Linked DNA regions of Homo sapiens: region 2 is linked to region 1. A link is an interaction called in ENCODE POLR2A ChIA-PET data of the cell type or tissue named here. Cell type or tissue: endothelial cell of umbilical vein. All regions are shown on one strand. Links, peaks and the distances in the headings refer to the core of each region. The heading gives the core; the rest is flanking DNA.

What was found. ChIA-PET counts read pairs that join two places held together with the same protein. Peaks named below come from ENCODE experiments on the same cell type or tissue, not always from the same donor. Only the 100,000 strongest peaks of a DNase experiment are listed, where the experiment ranks them.
Region 2: POLR2A ChIA-PET joins it to region 1 with 9 read pairs; 2 of 35 experiments call an interaction of 5 or more read pairs at or near these places.

What each region holds. Positions count from the first base shown.
Region 1 is chr1:232,086,313-232,091,848 of GRCh38, reverse strand. It overlaps LOC105373171 (a long non-coding RNA gene), which reads right to left. Exons shown (of 3, transcript XR_949271.3): 3 at 1-235. Among named protein-coding and RNA genes, the nearest start is that of DISC1-IT1, 160 kb to the right of the region's middle. In endothelial cell of umbilical vein, for the core only: no CTCF peak of the experiment used is centred there; no DNase peak of the experiment used is centred there.
Region 2 is chr1:231,806,011-231,811,546 of GRCh38, reverse strand. The region is part of intron 8 of DISC1 (DISC1 scaffold protein); the gene reads right to left. The region is part of intron 11 of TSNAX-DISC1 (TSNAX-DISC1 readthrough (NMD candidate)); the gene reads right to left. It overlaps LOC105373170 (a long non-coding RNA gene), which reads left to right. Exons shown (of 4, transcript XR_949268.4): 3 at 1-5,536. Among named protein-coding and RNA genes, the nearest start is that of DISC2, 9.7 kb to the left of the region's middle. In endothelial cell of umbilical vein, for the core only: a CTCF peak has its summit at 4,671 (motif pointing right); a DNase peak (open chromatin) is centred at 4,726; H3K27ac peaks cover 235 bases.

The sequences.
Region 1 (5,536 bases), core at 911-4,910:
AAAAGTCCTCTAAGAACCTACTATAATGAAAAGTAAAAATGTATCGTAATTAAGAGTTTGCATAGAGTTTCAAAAACATTTGTTCTCCAAATGGATGGATATTTTTCTTAAACTTGTATGAATATTATGTGCTTCATAAAGCTTTGCTTTTGCTTAGCATTTTAACGAGGATCTCGCTAGAATTATTTCATATCCAGACATAGCAACTGGTGCAGAACCACAGCAAGGCAATGTCCTACAAGAGAAATGAAGATGATTATTACAGTGTAGCGCTAGTCTATTATTTCATATCCTACTTTCTATATGATCAAGGAATGCTAGGTTCTTAGTGGCAGTCTAAGGCTTTGACAGAAGATTTTTTTAAAGGAAAAATGGAAAATATGAAGCGAACTGTAAAACAGCATGAAATGAAAAGTTGGCAGGAAAGAGAGAATCTGAGGGAGGAACAGAATAAAATAAAAGAATGGAGAAAAAGATGAAGGGAGAGTGAAGGGAAAGAGAGAGAAAGAAAAAAGCAGGTAATTGAAACATGATTATAAAGGGGTCAAATTGTTTCTGGCAATGTTTGAAGGGAGAAACATCTGTCTCCATGTGCCAGAATGTACTTTTCAGATTCTGCCGTCTGTATTAAAATTAAAACATGACTGCATGTCATTGCGATGCCCCATCAGAAATATTCTTTGGAGATAACAGTTTATTGGACTAGAGAATCCCACTAATCCTCTCACAACCAAAAAAGCATCTGGTGAAAAATAGCCTCAAAAGACATTCAGAACAATCTGATATTTCTACATAAGCTCCATGAAAAGGGAGTCTTTCAATTAGTGACAGGAATTACATTTGTGTTACTGCAGATTGTATTCACAGTGTGGAAGTGATTACAATGTAGTATATGTCCCTGAAAGCCAAATGATCTGCTCTTTTTAGTTTCTGGTATCAGAAAAAAATAGCAAAACTGTCCAACAGATAATCCCCAAATCATGACGCGTAATAAATCTGCCTGCTGAAAAATCTTTAAGAAAACTTCCTCTGGAGGGGAAGGAGGAACGTGGGAGGTAAAACCACATGTGCAGAGTCGCTGATATCAAAATCGTAATATTGCTTCCAGCTCAAATTTCATATTTTATCATTGTTAAAATACAGAAATGAGACAATGCCGTGAAGGCATCTTTACCGAACTTGAATTTTTAATGCAGCATCGCCTGTGAACCAGACTGAAAGATAACAGCTGGAAGCTGGTACGTTCTGGGCAATTGTTATTTTTGAAAAATAGTGGAAGCAATAAGACATCAAAATGGTCTTTTAAATTCCGTCTTCAGCATGAAGCTTCTACCCTGAAGAGGGGGAATATAAAACTCCAACTGACTTTGTTGATTAATGGAAATTTATAATCATACTCCATCACCCCTAGGAAGAATGGGCCCGGCTTTGCGGATAGCAAAAGGGAAACTCAGTTAACCAAATGGGGAAGTTTCCTGCTACTTATCTCGCTGGGGAGGTAATGTGGGGGGAAACGGGGTGTTGGTTTATGGATATAAAATATGAGTACCCACCCTTTAAGGATTCAATCTCTGGTACTTCCTGACACAGATTTGGGGTTGGGTAGGGAAAATGGAACAGGACGCTGTACCTTATTTGACCTCTCTGTTTTGTTTTGTTTTTTGAGATGGTGTCTCGCTCTGTCACCCAGGCTGGAGTACATTGGCATAATCTCGGCTCACTGCCACCTCTGCCTCCCGGGTTCAAGCGATTCTCCTGCCTCAGCCTCCTGAGTAGCTGGGATTACAGGCACGCGCCACCATGCCCGGCTAATTTTTGTATTTTTAATAGAGACAGGGTTTCACCATGTTGGTCAGCCTGGTCTCGAACTCCTAACTTCAGATGATCTGCCCGCTTTGGCCTCCCAAAGTGCTGGGATTACTGGTGTAAGCCACTATGCCTGGCATCTGGATCTTCTCATGAATCAAATCTTTACCATGAAGCCTCATAGTTAATTCTTATGCTTCCTCTTAAAACAGTTCTTGGGGCTGGGCACAGTGGCTCACGCCTGTAATCCCAACACTTTGGGAGGCCAAGGTGCATGGATCACCTGAGGTCAGGAGCTCGAAACCAGCCTGGCCAACATGGCAAAACCCCGTCTCTACTAAAAATACAAAAATTAGGAGGGGCACATTGGCTCACGCCAGTAATCCTAGCACTTTGGGAGGCCATGGCGGACAGATTGTCCAAGCTCAGGAGTTCAAAACCAGCCTGGGCAACATGGTGAAACCCCATCTCTACTAAAAATACAAAAAAATTAGGTGTGGCAGCGTGCACCTGTAGTCCCAGCTACTCGGGAGGCTGAGGCAGGATTGCTTGAACCCGGGAGGTGGAGATTGCAGTGAGCCGAGATTGCTCCACTGCACTCCAGCCTGGGCGACACAGCGAGACACCATCTCCAAAAACAAAAAAAAACAAAAAAACACGAAAATTAGCCAGGCATGGTGGCACGTGCCTGTAGTCTCAGCTACTTGGGAGGCTGAGGCAGGAGAATTGCTTGAACCCAGGAGGCAGAGGTTGCAGTGAGCTGAGATGGCACCAGTGCACTCCATCCTGAGTGACAAAGCGAGACTCTGTCTCAAAAAAAAAAAAAAAGAAAAACAGTCCTTGGGCTGGGTGTAGTAGCTCACACCTGTAACCCCCACACTTGGGAGGTTGAGGCGAGAGGATCACTTGATACCAGGAGTTCAGGACTAGCCTGGGCAGTATACAAGTGAGACCCTGTCTGTACAAAAATATATTTAAAAAAATTAACTGGGCATGGTGGTATGCACTTGTATTACTGCAGCTACTTGGGAGGCTGAGGCGGGAGGATCACTTGAGCCCAGGAGTTCTAGGCTGCAATGAGCTATGGAGTGCCACTGCACTCCAGCCTGGGCAACAGAATGAGACTGTCTTGCAATATATATATATATATATTTTTTCTAAACGTATTTAGAGTAAGTCTACAATTGTATCCATGTGAATTTGCAAGTCTCACACTTCAAAGAAAAGAATAAAAATATATTTTCTGCCTTACAAACCCTGTCCTCTTCACCACTACTCTTGTCCCTCTCTCAGACACACCTCAAACCTGAAGCGTCCCTTAAAGTCCTCTCCTCTAACTTTCACACCATTCACCATTTTGTTGGGGGTTGCCTGAAGTAGTACCCGCTGTGTCTCTTAAATGTTTTTGCGCACACCTTGGCACCTGCTGAGGCTGAACTAGAGCTGAAGGGACTTGAGTTTGGAATTAGAACCTCCTCGCTGAAAAGGTCAACAAACATTAAAAGTGGCTGTGGTGTACCCTTCTCTAGAGATTTTGGGAAAAAAGACCATTTTTTTTTTCTGGGGAATAGCATGAATTATAATCCAGCCCCAAATATGGGAAATGCTGTTAAGGTCTCTTCTACCATTTTATTTCTACCCTCAATGACTTACCCAGGAGTACATAAAAACAAATCTGAGGCTGCCCAGGGCTCTGTTGCCAAGTCTGAGGACTAAGCACTTTGATTTGTCTAGGAAGTAATGAATTCCCACTGTCTTGAAATTAAGACTAGGCCAGGTGCAGTGGCTTACACCTGTAATCCCAGCACTTTGGAGGCCATATTGGGAGGGTTGCTTGAGCCCAGGAGTTTAAATGTTTTTGCTGCACCAGCTTGGGCAAAACAGGGAAACACCTAACTCTACAAAAATAAAGAAATAAAAAAATCAGCTGGGTGTGGTGGCATGTGCCTGTAGACCCAGCTACTTGGGAGGCTGTGCCAGGAGATTGCTTGAGCCCAGCAGGTTGAGGCTGCAGTGAGCCATGGTCAAGCCACTGTACTCCAGCCTGGGTGACAGAGTGAGACCAAGCCTCAAAAACACAATGAAATTAAGAGGATTCTCATGTGCTGTGAATTGTACTACAACAAACTGTACCTTTTAATAACAGAAGATCTGCAGGCTTGGTGTGTTTTGAAAGAGAAGAAAGGTAGAAGATGAGGTTGGAGACGGGCTTGGGGCTAGATTATGAGGACTATGGAAGGGACTTTGAACTTGAAGCAAGGAAAGCAGTCCAAAAATAAAAGTCCAGGTGGGAAATATTTTGGCTTGGACTAAGGTTCCTGCCAGAAGATGAAGAGAAGAGGCGCATTTGAGATAGTTTTTGAAGTTAGAGCATTCCTGAACTGCTGGTGGATTGGATATTGGACATGGGATATGGGAAGTGAGGGAGAAGAAGGAATCAAGCATGGCTCTAGGATTCTGGATTAGGTAACAGTGTGGATGTGTGTACCAGAGACAAATGGAGAAATAGGTGTGCTGTGAGTGTGTGTGCAAACATGTATGTGTGTTGGGGTTAGATTGACAAATCTAATGACATGTCAAGTATGTGATGGGGTGTGGGAAATGCCACCCCAAAATGTGGTGCCTTGGAAATTGAGAAAACAGCAGAAGCTGGAAGTCCCTCTGATCTTCTCTCACTCCTTTCTCCCTTGAAGTGGGACACATAGGAACTAACATTCTCCTTACCCCTTCTTCCTTAAAGCAGACCATCAAACCTAGGAAGGTGACTCTGATCTCCTCCTTTCCTCTGAATACCCTCATGTGTCAGGTATCCTGTTCTATCCCCAGAGGAAAGGAATGTCACGCAGGAACCCCAGGAAGAAACTGAACAAATAGGCCTTCCTAAGTTCCCCCCTTTAGATCATACTTTTTTTCTCCAGTCATACTTCTGCACCACTGTCCATAAAAATACATGGATCTTCCCATTCCTTTGGTTCTTCATTTCTGAGGGTACTCTTGCCACATAAAACTAATAAAATAAATTTATTATATGCTCTTCTCTTTTTAACCTGTCTTCTGTTATAGGGGTCTCAGCCATTACTCTCATATTGGGTGAGGAAAAGATACACTTTTTCTCCCCTACTTATGTAATTGTATTTTCTGACCTGAATATAAAGGAAGAAATTTAGGCTGCAGGTGAAGATAGGAATAGACTCTGCTTATCTATAATACCTGAAATCTAAGGTATTGATGACATTGTCCAAACGGAGACTAAGGAGAGAGAAGAAAAGGAGTAGCGAGCTGGGTCAGATCTAAAAGAAAATATATGAGCGATGGAAGCAGAATAGAAGACCCCATATGATATTAAGAAGTGGTCAGAGTGGGAGAAAGAAAGTCAGGAGAATGTGGGCTTGCAGGTGAAGGTAAGAGAGTGTTGAGAAGGAGAGGTGATCAGGAATGAGGGTACTGGGAGAGTCCAGAGAAGTAATAAGGAACCCAGTGAGAACTGCTGCAAAGAAGTGCAGTGAGGAGTGCCCTGGGCTTCAGTGGAGTTAGGACAGTGTTAGCGTGAAGGGGCAGAGATGATGCTATCTGGAGGGAAATGTTTAAAAGCGTAACTGCAGGCCTGGACACAGTCAAGGGGAGACGAACACGTGTTGACTGAGTTCGAGGAGATTCCTTTCAGAAGCACAGCTGGAGCTGAGCCTTGAGTGATGTTTAGGATTTCACTTAGCTGAGGGGGAGAAGAGAG
Region 2 (5,536 bases), core at 797-4,796, 280 kb after region 1:
ACTTCTTTAGTGGAAAAAAAGAAATAAAGCCAGTGCTGAGAATGATCAAACTCCAGAAATAGTAGACTGCTGTATAATTTGTCTTGCGTGACACCAGATCTTTCAAGGAACTGCAAGCTCAAGTGCACAGTTAAGCAAGATCAAGATCTACCTTTGTCTTTCAGAGCCTTCCCTTGGCGAGGTCAAGGATATCTGCTGTGAGCCTGGGCTGGCTGAACCAAAGGGCAATGGAGGCGGCCAAGAAGCCCCAGCCAACTGCTCCCCTCCCCAACCCCCTTCTCCCTGGAGGTCCCTTCAGCTAGAATTTGCCATTTTCTGTCAGGGTTGTGCATTTCTTCCAGTCACCATGACTTCCTGAGATAGCCAAAAGCATTTGCTGTGAGCAGAGCCCCATGGCTGGCTTTGCACATCAAACATTTCAGACAGCCATATATTTCATAGAATACAAGGGGAAGATAACACTGGACACACAGAACTTTCCAACAGCTTGAGAAAATGTGGTGCCTGGTGACTGACTAAATATACAATCGGACAACAGCCAGGCCATAGCAAAAGATGGAACTCTGATCCACAAGGTGCAGCAACTTTCCCAGAAAACAATACCCTTACCCACAAAAAGCAACCCCGGAAGCTGGCCTGCTCTAAATCAGACCTGCTGGAAGCCAAATTGCTCTCTAGTAACTATCCAGGAAGCTAAATAATAACTTCTGTAACAATTGACTCAAAATGTTCAGGACTGGATTAATAACTGATGGCTTCCCTAATTTTTGTCCCCGATTCCAACTTAGGACCCACCAGAGAAAGCCAAATATGGTCCCCTGACCAAGCACACAGGATGTTCGCTTCTAGTGAGCCGCCTCCAGCTTCCCCGCATTGATAACCTCCAATCAGGGCACACCTGAAGCCTTCGCCTTTTTCCACTATAAAGCTCTCCCACTCGTCTGCCCACCTTTGAGTCTCTGCCAAATTGCAAATGATGGTGTCTGACTCCCTTGCTGTAGCAAGCTCTGCATAATAGCTTGTGCTTATTCTCTTTGGGTAGGTCTTCATTTCTTTTCACACCAGATAGGCATCATCTTTGAAAACATCTTTACTGGGTCTCTTGTCTCCCTCCTGCAGCCACTGATCTAAATCACAGACTTTTTTAGAAAGAGGGAAAATAGTAAAGAAAGAAAGCGATTGAGTTGATGCTCCCAGCCACTGTCTGTACCCTGAATTTTGTTTTTCTGCCATATGTCAGGTGGCCTCTCCTGGACCATCGTCACTGTTTCTCCTGCTTCCCTGCAGCTGCAGACACAGGAGCACTGTGTAGGTCTGGCCTTGAGCACCCACCCACCCAGTACAGAGCCAGCCCCTGCTGTTCTGAATCAGTGCAGTGACCACTTAGAACACAGTGCCCATGCCTCTGTGATCTGAACTGCTCTTTCCAGTTCCATACAATGTTAAGAACCCACTTAAGAATGTTTTAATCATTCAGTAGTTTTTCGTGGTATATAATAAAAAAGTGATTTAAATACAATCTATTTTATTTTAGATTATATCATTAGGGGTTATTTTACAAAGTTACCTTTAAATACTATTGTAAATAAAATTAATAACAAATAAGCAAAATTCTTACTTTTCCTTGTTTGACAATTGACATGGTCAATTTAATTTCCTTTAAATTAATTATGCAAGAAAAGGATATTTCCTCAAGAAAATTTAAAATGATATATATTTCTTGGTTGGGTGCCAAATATTCATTCAGAAGAAGACGGAAATTTAAATCCTTGTTTCTAATTTAAGGAAAAAACTACTTTCATTATTGGATGTGTGAAATTCACCCATTTTGTGTTTATCTAGAAAATCTAGTTTATTGTCCAAATGTTCTTATTTTCCCCAAAAGCATCAGTTAGGAGAGAAGATTTCCAGCTGCCATTAAAATACAATTGTGTGCAATGAATACATTTTGGGTATAGATAGTTTTTATTCTCTATAAATGAAATGCCAAATTGGATAGAACCATCCTTTTTTTTTTTTTTTCAAAAAAAAAAGGCTTTTGGAGTATCAGAGACATCCTCTTATGTTATTTTAAAATAAATAATTATTTGAGCTGTTTGCTTCTTGGAAGCAGATAACAAGGGGGCAGGTGAGATAAAAAAAAAATATATCCAAACTGAGGTGAGACCAAAGATGGCCAATCTAAGAACCAGGCAGATGTCTCTGCCTGTCCTGGGAAGATTCCCTCACCAGGCTCCCTCACTGGCCAGAGGAGCCCACTTGTTGGGCTGCCAACTGGTTCCTATAAATTCTAAGGCAATTAGAATCATGTGGTGACTGTAACGGGAATGACACAGCTGCCCAGGCATTAGAAGGAAACCACACCCAATGGCTCAAGCCAGTGGCGAGAGATAAAAACTGAGAGACATCTCCCCTGACTAGCAGACTGGGCTCCCTGCTTCCCCATTGCTTCCTTTAAACAGGCCATTCACACATTTGCCTGAAAACTTACAGTGGCCCAGACCCTACTCCCTATACACACTGCCAGTTGCCATGTGCCTTGTTTCTCTCTCTCTGCATGATGCTTCATTCCTATCTGGAGTGGCCCAGGGACAAAGGACTGCCCTCCCGACTCTCTGTGCCCTCCCTGCCCAGGATCCGTAAATTACACTTTTTGAATTTGTTTCCTACTGTGGTGTATATTGCCTTTGCACCTTCCATCTGAAGACCAGGGGATGCCCCAGGCCAGGTTTTACCTGGGATGCCCAAGAGAGCACAAGGTTTGGCTCCCAGCGCCAGAGCAATGGGCAGGGGGGCATAAACTGAACACAGGAAAGGCAAGAGCCACAAAGACATATAAACAAGTTTCCCAGGCGAGGAGCCCCTGGTCACAGGTCAGACAACTAGGCATTGGGCCATCTACCAGGTAAAAGCAGCATCCTATGAAAGGCACGCAGTAAATACCATGTCCATCTCCCCTTCATTTCCCCTTAGGGCGGTTTGCTAGCTGTTCTGGGACTGGAACCTCAGTTTAGCTGGGGGCTCTCAGAACAGACAGCTAGATGAATTAAACAATGAAGTCTCTCAGCCTTAGGCACATCTTCCAGGACAAGGGGAAGGCCAGGGGAGAGTAACATCAGTGATCCTACAAGATGTGCTTCCAGGCCAAGGCCAGGTTGCAGTTGCAGCTACTTAGCCATGGTACACGGTGGGCCTGGAGCTTCTGGGTGTGCAAAGATGTGACTCAAGAGTCCATCTGCCAGCAGTGAGCAGGGCAGGCCAGCTCTCCTCTCACTGGTACGGTGGTTCCAGCCCTCACAGGACATTAAAACCACCTGGAAACTGTTTATGAAGGTTCCTATATTCAGGAAAAATCCCTAGAGATTCTGACCGAAGGAATTTGGTGCTGCCTGGGTACCAGTATTTTTAAATTTCCCCAGATGATCCTAACATGCAGTCTGAGTGAAAAACCCAAGTTTGACGGCTACAGGAATTTAGAGCTTCTCTAAAACATACAGGGAATAATACCAGGGCCATACATTGGAAGTCCTTCCATTGGGAATGCAAAGAAAAAAGAAAAAGATGGCCAACATCTACCATTTTAAAGGGATTCCAGCAAGCATATTATTAAATGCAGGGCTGCCTCTGGCATCTGGAAGCAGCTTGGGTGCCCTGGATATAATTCTCTTTTAAAAGTTTTTTTCACAGCTTTTATAGACCACTTAAAACTGGCCTTCATCTTGTGCCAAAATAGCAGGGCTGTGTTTGTTTAGCTTCAAGATTTTCAGGTCCAATTGATTAAAAAAGGTGAGTGAGAAGCCTGCCAACACACAGTGAGGCTGTCACCCAGGCAGCTGCTGCTGCTGGCTTCCAGCATCCAGAAGCTGGAACATCAGCCAGCTCCAATCACCTGACAGAGGATGGATCCTATGAGAAGGAGGACCGGGGCTTAAAACCAGACGTACCCACTGAAGTCAGGGCAGGAGATGAAAATCTTAACAAGTGAAGGAGGTATGAAAACAACAGATTCTAGGGATCAGCAACCAATGAATGAGGGTCCATTTTTTGAAAAACAAATACTTCTACTGGCTGTCTTTTGAGTGCCAGGCATTAAACAAAGTGGAAGAAAAAAATTGGAGGGTGACTCAACAGATGGACCAGATCAATAATGAGGGGTAATTTGAGCAGGACAAGGCTGGAGCTGGAAGTGCATGCAGGATGCCAGCATCAGAGCAGCCAGGCATCAGAGAGCCAGCCTTGACTACTCGCCGGGCCTCAGGGGCTGAGCCTTCGTCCCAGGACAAGGGAGTGGCCAGAGCTTGGCTGGCCCCGTTCCAGATGAGGACTGTGATACCAGTCAGGTCAACGAGCACCGATAGAGGTAGGGCCCAATATAGGACCGTGTCTCACAATGGTGCAGACCCGCAGTCCAACACACAGGAAGGATGCTTGTTGCTAAGTCTTAGACACGGGAACTGGAGGAGGGTTGAGGGCCCCCAGCAGTGGGAAGGCAGGCATGGCATGCAGACGGTGGACGCGGACTCAAGACACCAACTCTCATCACTACAGGTCCGTGGTTTGGAAAGTCCCAGCACCATTCCAGAGAAGGAAACAGGCCCAGGTTTCTGATGGGGATGGGTAGTAGCCACAGAGCACAAGTCAGCCGCACCCACCACACACTTGCTGTAGTGCCACACTCTCGGCCCTAGAGGGCACTGACGCTTTCCCTTCGCTCTGCCCCAGGGCCAGGGCCAAAGCCATCAAGTCCTGGGCAGAGGGCGGGAGCGTTCAGTGAGAGCAGCACAGAGGTTAAAGAGCTGCTCTTTTTTGAGATCTTCGCTCTCACTTCCTTTCCAGGCAGCCAGTTCAGCAAGGTGGGTCTGGGGCTGCCTCCTGGGAGAAGAGGCCTTTCACCCTCGAACCCTGCAGGACCTCAGTTTGTCCCAGGGCAAACCTCCTACATTGGGCAGTTAGGTCAGACCTGCTTCAGGCCTTGGAAGACTGTCTTCTCCTTGGCTTCTCTTACTGCACTGGATCCAGCCAGGACACTGATCAGACCTCCAGGGCCCAGGTTAACAATATGTGGCCCAGCTCTGGGAGAGAAGCCAGCAGGTCTCCCAGGCTTTTGAACTCGGAGCTGAAAACCAAACAAAAAAACGAATCCACCCCATTGACAAGTGGCCCAGCCTAGTTGGCCAGTCAGGAGACTGCACAGGCACTGAGGCCAAAGCTGCCTTGGATTAAGAGGTATGGATGCCACCGCTGCCCTTTTACTACAGGTACACTGGCCGGGAACCTGTAGCACTGAGTGACACCTGATCAGAGAGTCACCCACTGGCTGGGTCTCCCCCAACTCAGATGCATGGCTAACAATCACTAGCTAAGCATGTATTCACTCTGTGGAAAGCCACGTCACGTTCATATATTTATTATCTCATGTATTAATATACTGATGTACCACATTATTCTAATTTACTACCTCACTTAATTCTTACAACAACCTAATGTGATGGGCAATATTATTATTAGCTCCATTTTACAGATGAAGAAACAAGAC